Regions from separate parts of the Homo sapiens genome. Here region 1 is linked to region 2. Evidence: read pairs that join two places in POLR2A ChIA-PET (ENCODE). Cell type or tissue: PC-3. All regions are shown on one strand. Links, peaks and the distances in the headings refer to the core of each region. The heading gives the core; the rest is flanking DNA.

Region 1 (6,116 bases), core at 384-5,383, 930 kb before region 2:
GGAAACACTTCTTGGGACCCATTAGGCCCTGGGCTGAGCCTTGACATGGTCACTCCCTTTGAGGAATGACTGAGGAAGGCAGATATACATGAAACTACAGAATGATCCTTGCAATGGCAGAGGGATGTTCAAGACTCTATGTTAGCACAAAGGGGAAACACTTATCCTAATGCAATATTGGGAAGGCTTTCTGGAGTGGGGGATGCCTCAACTGAGTCTTGAAAAAATGACAGCGAGGATGAGGACTGAAGGTTTGCGGTAGTAAGTCATAAACAGAAGAAAAGAGCATAATGAACTGACAACAGAATTGTGTGAGCAGGGAACTATAAAACTATTCAGCGAATCTGGAATATGACATGCTGAAAAGGTGACTGGTGATGAGGCTGGAAGGAAAGGCAGTGACTAGAGTATAAGGACCATATGCGCCTTGTTTTGAAGACAGCTCTGTCATTTGCAACCAGTCACATCTGATCTTAAGATTGTTTGATCTAGCTGTACTATAAAAGATTTAAGTGGGTCAACAATGGAAGCCGATTGTTGACTTAGAAGGTTAATGCAAACAAGCAAGGAAGAAGGTGTCAACTAGAGAAACAGCAGCAGGGAAGGAGAGGAGGGATGCAGTTTGTGATTACTTAGGTGATAACACAGAATTTGATGATTGATTGGCCATGGGAGAAGGGGTAAAAGAATTGAGACTGACTCCCAGCTTTCAGGCACATGTGACTGGGAACATGTTGGTATTTCTGAGTCAGGGAATGATGAGGTTTGAGTAGGAACATTCAGTAAATGAAAACTGTAAGTTCAGATACTTAAGTTGTTTGGTTTGAGATATCTCTCAGATGGTCAGATAAAAATATCCAGCAGGTACTTAGATACTTAGCTCACAATAGCCAGGAATAATATACAGCTATCAGTTTGGATACATGAATTGAAGGCTAGAAGAGATTTTAGGACAGGAATGAAAGAAAAAAGCTATTTTGGGAGGCCGAAAAATATGAATGGTAGTGAAAAAGAAAACATTATAAGACACAAGGTTGCCAAAAGAGAAAGCATTTAGAATGAGAATAATGGACTGATACCATCTGGCGCACCTCAGTACCACTGAGACCACTGAGGTACATACAGAGGAAATGGTGCCCTTGAGGGGAAAAGGAGGGAAGGATTGGAAAGGAAGCAAGAGAGCCAGTAGAAATTGATGTCTTTTACAAGGAGGGTATAGTCCACAGTAGCAAAAGTTTCAGAGATGTCAGTAAGGAAGTTGAATCCATAGCCTTCCGCACTAGGAAGACTGGCCGCATAGCACATATCTTTAATTGTTGTGACTACTTATCCATGCTTGGCAAATCCCCCTGGTTTCTCGGGATCATTCAAGGTGGGGCAGGGGAGGAGGATGCAGTTTAGAGATAGCTAGTAAGGAATTAAAATGGCCAAAGTACAGGGCAAGTGGAGTGATCTAGGGTATCTGGAGATTCTAGTAGGGGAGCACAATTCCTCATATATACACTGCACAAAACAGTCCTCCCTTATTTGTGAGGGTTACCCAAAAAAAGATAGGGATGGAGCAGTCAGAGAACAGACTAGTTGTTCTCTAGTGAGAACAGCTCACTAGTCTCTAGACTAGTGAACACATTACCTAGCTGTAACCTATCTCAGCTTGGGCTGTCATAACAACATATCATAGGATGCATGCCAAAACAGTAGAAATTTATTTTCTCATGGTTCTGGAAGCTGTAAGTGCAAGATCAGGGTGCCAGCATGGTTGGGTTCTGGTAAGAGCCCTTCTTCTGGATCACAGACAGTTCTTTCTCACTGCCTTCACAAATCAGAGAGAGATCTCTCTATTGTCTCCCTTTCCCTTCTTATAAGGCCGCAGTGTTATCAGATTAGGACTCCACCCTTATGACCTCCCTTAATCTTATTAACTTTTTATAGGCCCTGTCTCCAAATACAGTTACATTGGAGGTTTGAGTTCAACATACAACCATTAGGAAAACACAATTCAGTCCATAGCATAGCCATTTGGATCCTTGAGTTCAACATACAACCATTAGGAAAACACAATTCAGTCCATAGCATAGCCATTTAGATCCTTGATAGAAAGGGAACAGATGCCCCAGCCAAATCAGCCTAGTGACCTATTATTTGAGTAAGAGAAAGCACATGAGGTCAGAAACATGAAAGACTCCTGTAGTTCCTCTTCACTTGCGTCTGCTCCATTCAGTCTGTTTTCTGCTCTTTCTGCTTTGCCAAGAAATAATACTCTGAAATCAATAAAGAAGGTATATATATAGAGAGAGACATAGTATCACTCTGTCACCAGGCTGCAATGAAGTGGGGTGATCTCAGCTCACTGTAACCTCCACCTCCTGGGTTCAAGTGATTCCCTTGCCTCAGCCTCCCAAGTAGCTGGGACTACAGGCACGCACCACCACCCCTGGCTGATTTTTTGTATTTTAGTAGAGGCAGGGTTTCACCATGTTGGTCAGGATGATCTCCATCTCCTGAGCTTGTGATCTGCCCACCTTGGCCTCCCAAAGTGCTGGGATTACAGGCGTGAGCCACCGCACCTGGCCAGAAGGTATCCTTTTAAATTGTATTATTTTCCCAACAAAGAAAGGGTATATATCTTCTCCTTCCTTCAAACAAAAGAGAGATTCATTTTCCTGTTGGAGATGTCACACTTTTTTTCTTGATAACAGCCTGGACCTTGAGCCCTCTTCCCATTGAGTAAGTCTAATTGTAAGATATGGGTTGTATAAAAGAAAGATTCCTAGAATCAGGAAACCCAGATTCTAGGCTCAGTTCTAATGTAAATTGTCTGCAACACCTCGGCCAAGATATTTAAATCTTGGAGCTTTTTTCCTCAACTTCAAAGTGATTGGGTTGAATTCAGTGATCTTAAACTTTATTCCATTCCTAACATTATATAATTTTAACAACACGAAAAGCTTCTAAAGTTCAAAACACTCAGTTTTCATAGCTCCAACTTTGGATTTCCTATCAGAGTTTTATGTACCATTTGTGATTTTCCCACGAGAAGAAATAGAAACATATTGTGATGTTATGGTTCTTAGTGCATTCTCTAAATGGAACAAAAACACAGTTTCCCTTGTAATTTTGAATTAGCGGAGAAAGTTGCAGTGCAGTAACTGTAAACCCAAGCAAAACCACTAGAGGGCAGGACAGCAACACAGATTCTTTGGTTCCTTGGGATTTGAGCACCTGTAGACAAGAATCTCTGGAACCTCTGAGCACAAGCAGTATTATGGGGTGTTACCGCAAACGCAGACTACATAACTTTACAAAAATCAATGCAACCGATAATTATTTAAAGCCAGTGTAATAAATGCTATAAACATTTTGACAGTCTAGAAACAAGGTAAATACATGAATGTAAACTCAAATAACTAATTGACTTTCTCTTTTCATCCAGATGTCTGATTGTAAAACACAAGACAGCTATATTCTGTTTCCTTTGAAGGAATATCTCCTCATGGAGAGGCCCTGAGCGGGGTGACTGTGTTCTCCACCTGTGAGAGCTTCCTTGCCCCTCGGGCCTACATGCCTGCCTTTTGATTGATCCCACGGGGCAGATGAACACATAGGCTGACCAGTCACCTATGAGGCAGCTTGAAGAGTTCTCTACAAACACGGCCAAGGATGACAGCTACACCGATAAGATTATCTCATTATTAAAGTTAAATTTAGAAGTATGGAGAGAATTAGTCATTTAATTGCAGGAAGAAATACGTAAAAAGAAGAGAAAGAGTGATGATCTCTTATTCCTTCTGAAGGACCAACAGAAAGGCCCATCTTTAGATCCGGGTTGAATCTTGAATCTCCCATTTCCAAACTACAGTTTCTATTCTTCCCTAGAGGCTGTTCTTAGCTTCCTTTGAGACTTTTCTCTCCTTCTCTTCCGCCATCCCTCCCTCTCCTTCCCTCTTCCTTCCTCCTCTCCCTCTTCCTCCTCATCTCCCGCTCCTCCCTCTACCCCTCCTCTACCTGTTTTTGCACATAGATCTTTGCAATTGCCTGAGTTAGGTCAATCAAGTTCTTCTCTATTCCCCATGAAAAGGAACTTAAAAAGCATACCATAGTTAATAATAATGTATCATATAATCAAAATTTGCTGAGAGGGATCTCAAGTAATTTCACCACAAAAAAAAGATAAGTATGTGAAGTGATAGATATGTTAAATTAGCTTGACTGTAGTAATCACTTCACAAAGCATGTGTCTATTGAAACATCACAGTGAATACCTTAAATATATACAATTTTTATTTGTCAGTCATACCACAATAGATCTGGGAGAACAAAACACACCTATGCTAATTGCTATGCCATTGCTAACCAATTTTCTCTTTTTAATTTATTTTTAATCAACAAGTAAGAATTGTATATATTTATGGTATACAATATGTTTTGATATATGTATACACTGTGAAGTGGCTAAATCAAGTTACTTAATACATGTGTTGCCTCACATTCTTAACATTTTTTTGTGATGAAAATAATTAAAATCTACTCTCTTGGCAATTTTCAAGTATGCAATATATTGTTTTTATTGTAATCATTATGATGTGCACAGATCTCTTGCTTGAACTTATTGCTAACCAGTATTTTTGCACATGGTACTTAATGCATTATTATATTGCAGTTGTGTGAGCATATCCTTGAACTGCCATGGAGTCAAATTATAATTTTATTACATGCCTACTAAGAAAAACTACAATTAAAAGCACACCTTTTAAAATTCTAAATAGACTTTTTTTTTTTTTTTTTTTTTTGAGACAGAGTCTGTCTCTGTTACCCAGGCGGGAGTGCAGTTGCGTGATCTTGGCTCACTGCAACCTCTGTCTCTCAGGTTCAAGTGATTCTTGTGCCTCCGCCTCCCAAGTAGCCGGGAGTACAGGCATGTGCCACCACACCTGGCTAATTTGTGTATTTTTAGTAGAGATGAGGTTTTGTCATGTTGCCCAGGCTGGTCTTGAACTCCTGGCCTCAAGTGATCCACCCACTTCAGCCTCCCAAAGTGCCCTCAGTTCACAGGAATGAGTTACTGCACAAGGCCAATTATTCTTATTTTTTATAAAAAGGAAATATAGTTTTATAAAAATACTTCAAGAGATGAAGTAGTTTGACATTTAAAATTCTGAACAGCAGGCTGGGTTAGGGTGTACAAAATTTCAAGCCCAGTCTAGTCACTGGGGCATATTTCTTCTGCTTCAGAAGTGTCATTTAGTATACAAAGACTGCAGCCCCAAGGAGTTTCTCACTTTTAGATTACTTCACACTCAAATTCAAGCAATGAATCAAAATTATCATGTAAATATTAGCACCAGTTTATGGCTCTAGCACCTTCTGTTCCAGGTAAGCGGATCTCAGCTGTGACTGTCTGCACTCACCTCTCTCTCCAGATGTCAGGGTGGCAGTTTATCCCTCAACCTTGGTTCGCTTATAGACCAAGAAAAGTCACTGGTTTTCAATTTGTTCAGCTTCTTCTTGTAGTAAAGGTGAGAGTGATGAGTTCTGAGCTCTTTACTGCTGAAACTAAAACTAGAATCTCAAAAATGATATACTGAGCACTTACTACATGCCTGGCACCATGCAAAATATTTTATAAGCTTCTATCCCTTTATTTTCTCAATAACACTGTGGCTCTCTGCTGCAATCCCCCATACTGTCACAATGCCTCTTATATTGCAGTCATCTTCAGACCCCTAGGTGATTCCTCCTCAGTATGTGAAGATTTTAGTTCCTTATTCACTTGTTACTCCTCTCATAACTTTTAGAAATTTCAAAATCATGTAGATGACTCTTCCAATACCCCAGCCTCTTAATTCATTGACCACCTTCCTCTCCTCAGTAAATCATGTCCTTCATCCTGGCTCAACCCCCAATTCCATGGTCATACCAATGGCATTGGTCACTACAAATAACTGAATCCCTTCATAATCTCAATTTTAAACATATCACCTTCTGACTACCACCTCGTATATCTCCAGCTCAATTTCTCTAGTACTCCTATCCCACAGGTATTTCAATGGCAGTAGATATGCGACCATTCATTCTACTTTTCACCATCCCTTGCCGCCTTCATGATCCACCTTCCT
Region 2 (6,116 bases), core at 637-5,636:
GCCTCCTGAGTTCAAGCGATTCTCCTGCCTCCACATTCTGAGTAGCTGGGACTACAGGCGTGCACCACCATACCCGGCTAATTTTTGTATTTTTAGTAGAGATGGGGTTTCACCATGTTGGCCAGACTGGTCTCGAACTCCTGACCTCAGGTGATCAGCCTGACTTGGCCTCCCAAAGTGCTAGGATTACAGGTGTGAGCCACCATGGCTGGCATGTTCCTCTTATTCTGCTACATTGAATTTGTTATAGTTCCCAATACGTATCATGCTATTTAATGTCTCTGTACCTTTGAAAATGCTGTTTTCTTTCCTGGCATTTTTTTCTCCTCTCCTTCTAGTTTTACCACTTCTTTTATATTTTGTAAGAATTTGTTTAGGCCATGTGTAGTGACGCATGCCTATAATTTCAGCACTTTGGGAGGCAAAGGGGGATGGATCACTTGAGTTCAGGAATTGGAGACCAGCCTGGGCAACATGGCGAGACCCCAAATCCCATCTCTACAAAAAATACAAAAATTAGCAGGGTGTGGTGGCGCATGCCTGTATTCTCAGCTACTCGGGAGGCTCAGGTTGGGGGAGGATCACCTGAGCCTGGGGAGGTCGAGGCTGCATTGAGCCAAGATTGCGCCACTTCACTCCAGCCTGAGCGACAGAGCAAAACCTTGTCTCCAAAAAAATTTGTTTAAATGCCACCATCCACAAGGAGCCCTCCCTTAAGTGCCTTCCCCTGTTTTCTTCTAGTGCCATGATTATATTTATATCATACTGCTTCTTAATCTGCAATGTGAATTTTGGGCTGCTTCAAATAACTAATATTTTTGAGCACCTACAATGTTATGCACCATGCTAACTCTAACTCATAAAATAGTAATCAAAAAAGACATAGTTCTTGCCCTCATACAGCTCAGAGACTGTAGGGAGGACAGATATTAAGAACATAATTATAAGTACTCCAAAGAAGAGATATAAATTATATATAGGTATTAGCAGGAGGATCTAGGGGATCAATAATCTGTTTTTTTTTTTTTTTTTTTTTTTTTGAGACGGAGTTTTGCTCTTGTTGCCCAGGCTGGAGTGCAATGGCGCGATCTCGGCTCACACTGCAACCTCTGCCTCCCGGGTTCAAGCGATTCTCCTGCCTCAGCCTCTCAAGTAGCTGGGATTACAGGCATGCGCCAACCGCGCCCAGCTAAATTTGTATTTTTAGTAGAGATGGGCTTCTCTATGTTGGTTAGGCTGGTCTCAAACTCCTGACCTCAGGTGATCCTCCTGCCTCGGCCTCCCAAAGTGCTGGGACTACAGGTGTGAGCCACCACGCCTGGCCAGGGTCAAGAATCTTTAGGCTCAGACATTTCTGTCTCCCCAGTAGACCACGAGCAGCTTGCATTCAGGGAGGAGACTATGTTGGTCCTAATGGGAAGCTACGGGGGAAGATAAAATGAAAGAGTACACAAAGAAAGAGGAATACTCAGGACCCAGGAAACAGGAGACCAGCACAGGTGAGAGGTAGAGAGAAGTCCCAGGACAGCAGCTGTGTGTGACAGAGAAAGCCACAAGTCCTGATTGGTAGAAGAGGTAGAAGACTCCTGAATGGCTGTCTCCAAGGAGAGATAATTGATAGAATACATAACATGTTTGAAAAACATGTTGAGTAAAGACTTACATTTCTAGAATACAGTATACGGTAAATTAATATAAGATAGAAAACTAAGCAAATAACAAAAATATTAAGCTGCGCACAGTGGCTCACACCTGTAATCTCAACACTTTGGGAGGTTGAGGCAGGAGGATCACTTCAACCCAGAAGTTCAAGACCAGCTTGGGCAACACAGCAAGACCTCATCTCTACTAAAAATAGAAAAATAAGGCGGGGCTCAGTGACTCAAGCCTGTAATCCCAGCACTCTGGGAGGCTGAGGTGGGCAGATCACGAGGTCAGGAGATCGAGACCATCCTGGCTAACACGGGTGAAACTCTGTCTCTACTAAAAATACAAAAAATTAGCTGGCATGGTGGTGGGCACCTGTAGTCCCAGCTACTCGGGAGGCTGAGGCAGGAGAATGGCGTGAACCCAGGAGGCGGAGCTTGCAGTGAGCCGAGATTGCGCCAGTGCACTCCATCCTGGGCGACAGAGCGAGACTCTGTCTCAAAAAAAAAAAAAAAGAAAAAAAGAAAAAAGAAAAATTAGCTGAATGTGGTTGCACGCACTTGTTGTCTCAGCTACTCAGGAGGCTGAGACTGGAGGATCACTTGAGCCTAGGAGTTTGAGATTACAGTGAGCTATGATCACATCACTGCACTCCAGCCTGGATGACAGAGTGAGACCCTGTTTTAAAAAATAAAAAATAAAAAAAGCAGATTCTCCTCTTCATGATAGGAAGTTGATAGATGTGTAAAACTGAAAACTTTTTCAGGAAACTGCTGAAGGAATGGCAAGCAGAAAAAAAAAAAACTTTAAAAAATAGCAGTATTAGCAAGGATAGAAATGGCTGTAAATACCAAAAGAAACCGAAAAAAGTGTTGAAAGTCTTTGGAAACAAGAATTGGGGGGATGGGGAGGAGTATGGAATTACTAGATTACTGTTTTAATACTAAACTATGCAGAACTATGTATTTTTTTTTTTTTTTTTGAGATGGAGTCTTGCTGAGTGCAGTGGCACGATCTCGGCTCACTGCAAGCTCTGCCTCCCGGGTTCACGCCATTCTCCTGCCTCAACCTCCCAAGTAGCTGGGACTACAGGCGCCCGCCACCACGCCTGGCTAATTTTTTGTATTTTTAGTAGAGATGGGGTTTCACCATGTTAGCCAGGATGGTCTCGATCTCCTGACCTCGTGATCTGCCCTCCTTGGCCTCCCAAAGTGCTGAGATTACAGGCGTCAGCCACTGTGCCCGGCCAGAACCATTTAATTTTTTAAACTATGAATATGTAAATAGATAAAGACATTACATTAAAATTTTCTGTGTCAACTGTAAAGTGACTGATAAAGGCTCACTATTATTAATAATATTAACAATAATAAGTTGTTTCTTCAGTTAGTTTCGTACAATGTTCTGGTACAAGGTAATGAGATCACACATCAATATCTGGAACACAGCTTGGCATACAGTAAATGCTCAGTAAATAATTCTTTCTTTCTTCCAGTATCTTTAAATAAAAATACCTAAAAACTTCCTTCATGTTAAAACACATTAAAAGCAATAAAGCATTAAAAATTTCCTGCCAATAAAATGTAGATTTACATTTATTTTGTGTTTGAAAATTGCTTTTAAATAAATAAAACAGAAAACAGTGAGCCATTTTGATTTTTTTAATCTACTAACAATGTTTTGTGAGGGAATTATTGTAATTTAAATTAGGTTATTTTTAAGAACAATAATTTAATACTAAAAAATTATGTTTTGTGGCTAAAAAATGGAAATAAAATAACTTACAATTGACTTAAATTGCGTCATGTTTTTCCAAACCAATATGATGGTTACCAAATCAGAAGGAAAAACATGTTAATCATAGTGTAAGCTTTTTTCCTAATATGGTATAAACAATTTTAAAGTTCTTACTGTATGACGTCTCAGGGTGTGTATTTACTTAACTCTCAGAGGAAGATTAGTAACATATCATGTGCCTCTTTTTCTCTTTTTTTAAACCAGTGTTGCTATCTGGGCTTTATTTGGAGCCTTGAAAAGTCCAGGCTCCTTACATTATAATTAGGCAATGATGTAATCTGATCTGGATTTGTATCTGAGGTAATCACAGGCAGTTTCACAGTGATGTTTGCCTTGAGTTTTGTGCTTCAGGAGTAAATTTTCATGGAAAAGAAGAATTTTCTAGAAATTCTGTTTTAAATATCTTTTGTGAATTTCACAGATGTTCTCAAACAATGTAGTATTACTTGTTCCATAAACCCATGTTCTCCAATTCGATATCAACTATCAATATCATCTACCAAGGTCAGCCACCTATGAAGGATAAGTGGTTCTTAGAAGGTTCCTAATGTTCAATCTGCTCTCATTTGCAATCTATAATTCTTCATTCACATCTTCACACATTCTGAATGTTAATATTGCATAGCCTCTTAGAATGCAAATGGCAAAAACATACAAATGATGATGGTCATTCACTACCTAACCCTTTCCCCTCAATAACTGCCTGGTATCAGGAAAAGGGAGCTTTAATGGGGAAAGAAGAAGGATAAGGAGTGTTTGTGTGCTACTGATGGTTGGTGGCTATTGAAAGCCTGAGTTCAGAATGGGAGGCTGTGTACATATGAGAAAGGGGGAAGAAAGATGAGGAAAGGAATGATGTTGGTCCCTAAGATAAAGATTAAGAGGGTATGTTAATTGGAATATTGGGACAGATGAGAAGGTTAAATCCTGTTTTATTTATTTACTTGTTTGCTTATTTATTTATTTGAGATGGAGCCTCGGTATGTTGCCCAGGCTGGAGTGCAGTGGTGCGATCTCAGCTCACTGCAACCTCCGCCTGCCGGGTTCAAATGATTCTCCTGCCTCAGCCTCCCAAGTAGCCGAGACTACAGGTGCACACCACTACGCCCCGACTCTTTTTTTTATTTTTATTTTTAGTAGAGATGGGGCTTCACCGTGTTGGCCAGGCTGGTCTCGAATTCTGACTTCAGGTGATCATCCCGCCTCGGCCTCCCGAAGTGCTGGGATTACAGGTGTGGGCCACAGCGCCTGGCCAGGATTTAGTTTTTCATACAAATCTGTTTCAAAGATTCTTCCAACATTTCCTGTAAGTTGCCGAGGTTGTGGGAGAACCTGAAAGTAGCTTCTGACTTCTATGTAATTCAAAGGGCCTAATTATGCATTCTATGCTGTAGCTTTAATTATACCTGTTAAAGTATACCCCTGGCTGACAGATAGAATGGACTCCTCATGGCTGAGGTGCTCAAAAACAGAACTATGCAGCCATAGCTGGACGAGGAAGCAGTCACATATTCTGTTCTCAGAAAGATGTAGAAGTATCACTGGATCTCCCTTTCTGCAATCAAGCCTGTGACGTCTGAGTTTGGGCTTGGAAAACGACCAATCAGAGCTCACCTACCGCAGCCAATCAGAAACCAGCCATATTGACCGATCAGAACTTAGCTGCACCAACCAATCAGAACTAAGCAAGTTTGAATCCTTTATTTGCCGGAAGCTGGGCAGGAACTTGAACCCTCTCTTTGTTTAACGAAATGCACCTTCATTTTGCACCAAAGGCTGTATCTCCCAGTTTGCAAACTGTTCACTGGAATAAAGTCTCTTTCTTCCAAATTCCTTTTCAGAGAACTTTTGTTCACATAAGAAAAAATTAATTTTAAAATTGTCTTCCTCATTAAAAATTGGTTCAGCTAAGGCTTTATATGAAAATAGTGTTCTTTTCCATTGAATACAATTTTGTTGGCTGGGCGCGGTGGCTTACACCTGTAATCCTAGCACTTTGGGAGGCCAGGGCAGGTGGATCACCTGAAGTCGGGAGTTCGAGACCAGTCTGAACAACATGGATTAAACCCCGTGTCCACTAAAAATACAAAATTAGCTGGGCGTGGTGGCGCATGCCTGTAATCCCAGCTACTCCGGAGGCTGAGGCAGGAGAATCGCTTGAACCCGAGTGGCAGGGGTTGAGGTGAGCCCAGCCTGGGTGATAAGAGCGAAACTCCATCTCAAAAAAAAAAAAAATTGCTTAATTTCTGTTTTCATGCCTGTGGGTATTTGCCCTGCAACACTGCAGCAGTTTTCAAAACCAAAGTTTCTGAACTCCTTGAGGAATTCTAAAAACTCCCTGAAACGTTTTATTGCCATGTCTCTATGCTTTTATTTCGTATTAATTATGGAACACGTTTGCTAAGTCACTTCCTGAGCATAGGCAGCTCCTCTCACTCTGCTCAGGTCAGTGAGTTAGTTGATATGTGTGCAGATGCCTCAGGTACAGGCTGCAGGGATGGCTCCCGGCAGGGAAGAACTGCCCTTCCTCCACGAGTCCCAGCACTGCCCTACATTGAGGCCTTCCTCTCTCCACTGTTTCTGCTGCTGCATTTGCCCCCACCAGTCTAGGCTTAGGTGCAGGCCTACCCACCTTGGAGCCCTATGGTGCCCAGGATGGTCCCAAGGCATGT

The links. ChIA-PET counts read pairs that join two places held together with the same protein. Peaks named below come from ENCODE experiments on the same cell type or tissue, not always from the same donor. Only the 100,000 strongest peaks of a DNase experiment are listed, where the experiment ranks them.
Region 1: POLR2A ChIA-PET joins it to region 2 with 9 read pairs; 1 of 35 experiments calls an interaction of 5 or more read pairs at or near these places.

Annotation. Positions count from the first base shown.
Region 1 is chr6:56,311,710-56,317,825 of GRCh38, forward strand. It overlaps a transcript of COL21A1 not described here. Among named protein-coding and RNA genes, the nearest start is that of COL21A1, 67 kb to the left of the region's middle. In PC-3, for the core only: a CTCF peak has its summit at 3,176 (motif pointing right); a DNase peak (open chromatin) is centred at 3,202; H3K4me3 peaks cover 462 bases.
Region 2 is chr6:57,239,077-57,245,192 of GRCh38, forward strand. It overlaps a transcript of PRIM2 not described here. Among named protein-coding and RNA genes, the nearest start is that of RAB23, 20 kb to the left of the region's middle. In PC-3, for the core only: no CTCF peak of the experiment used is centred there; a DNase peak (open chromatin) is centred at 3,645; H3K27ac peaks cover 1,098 bases.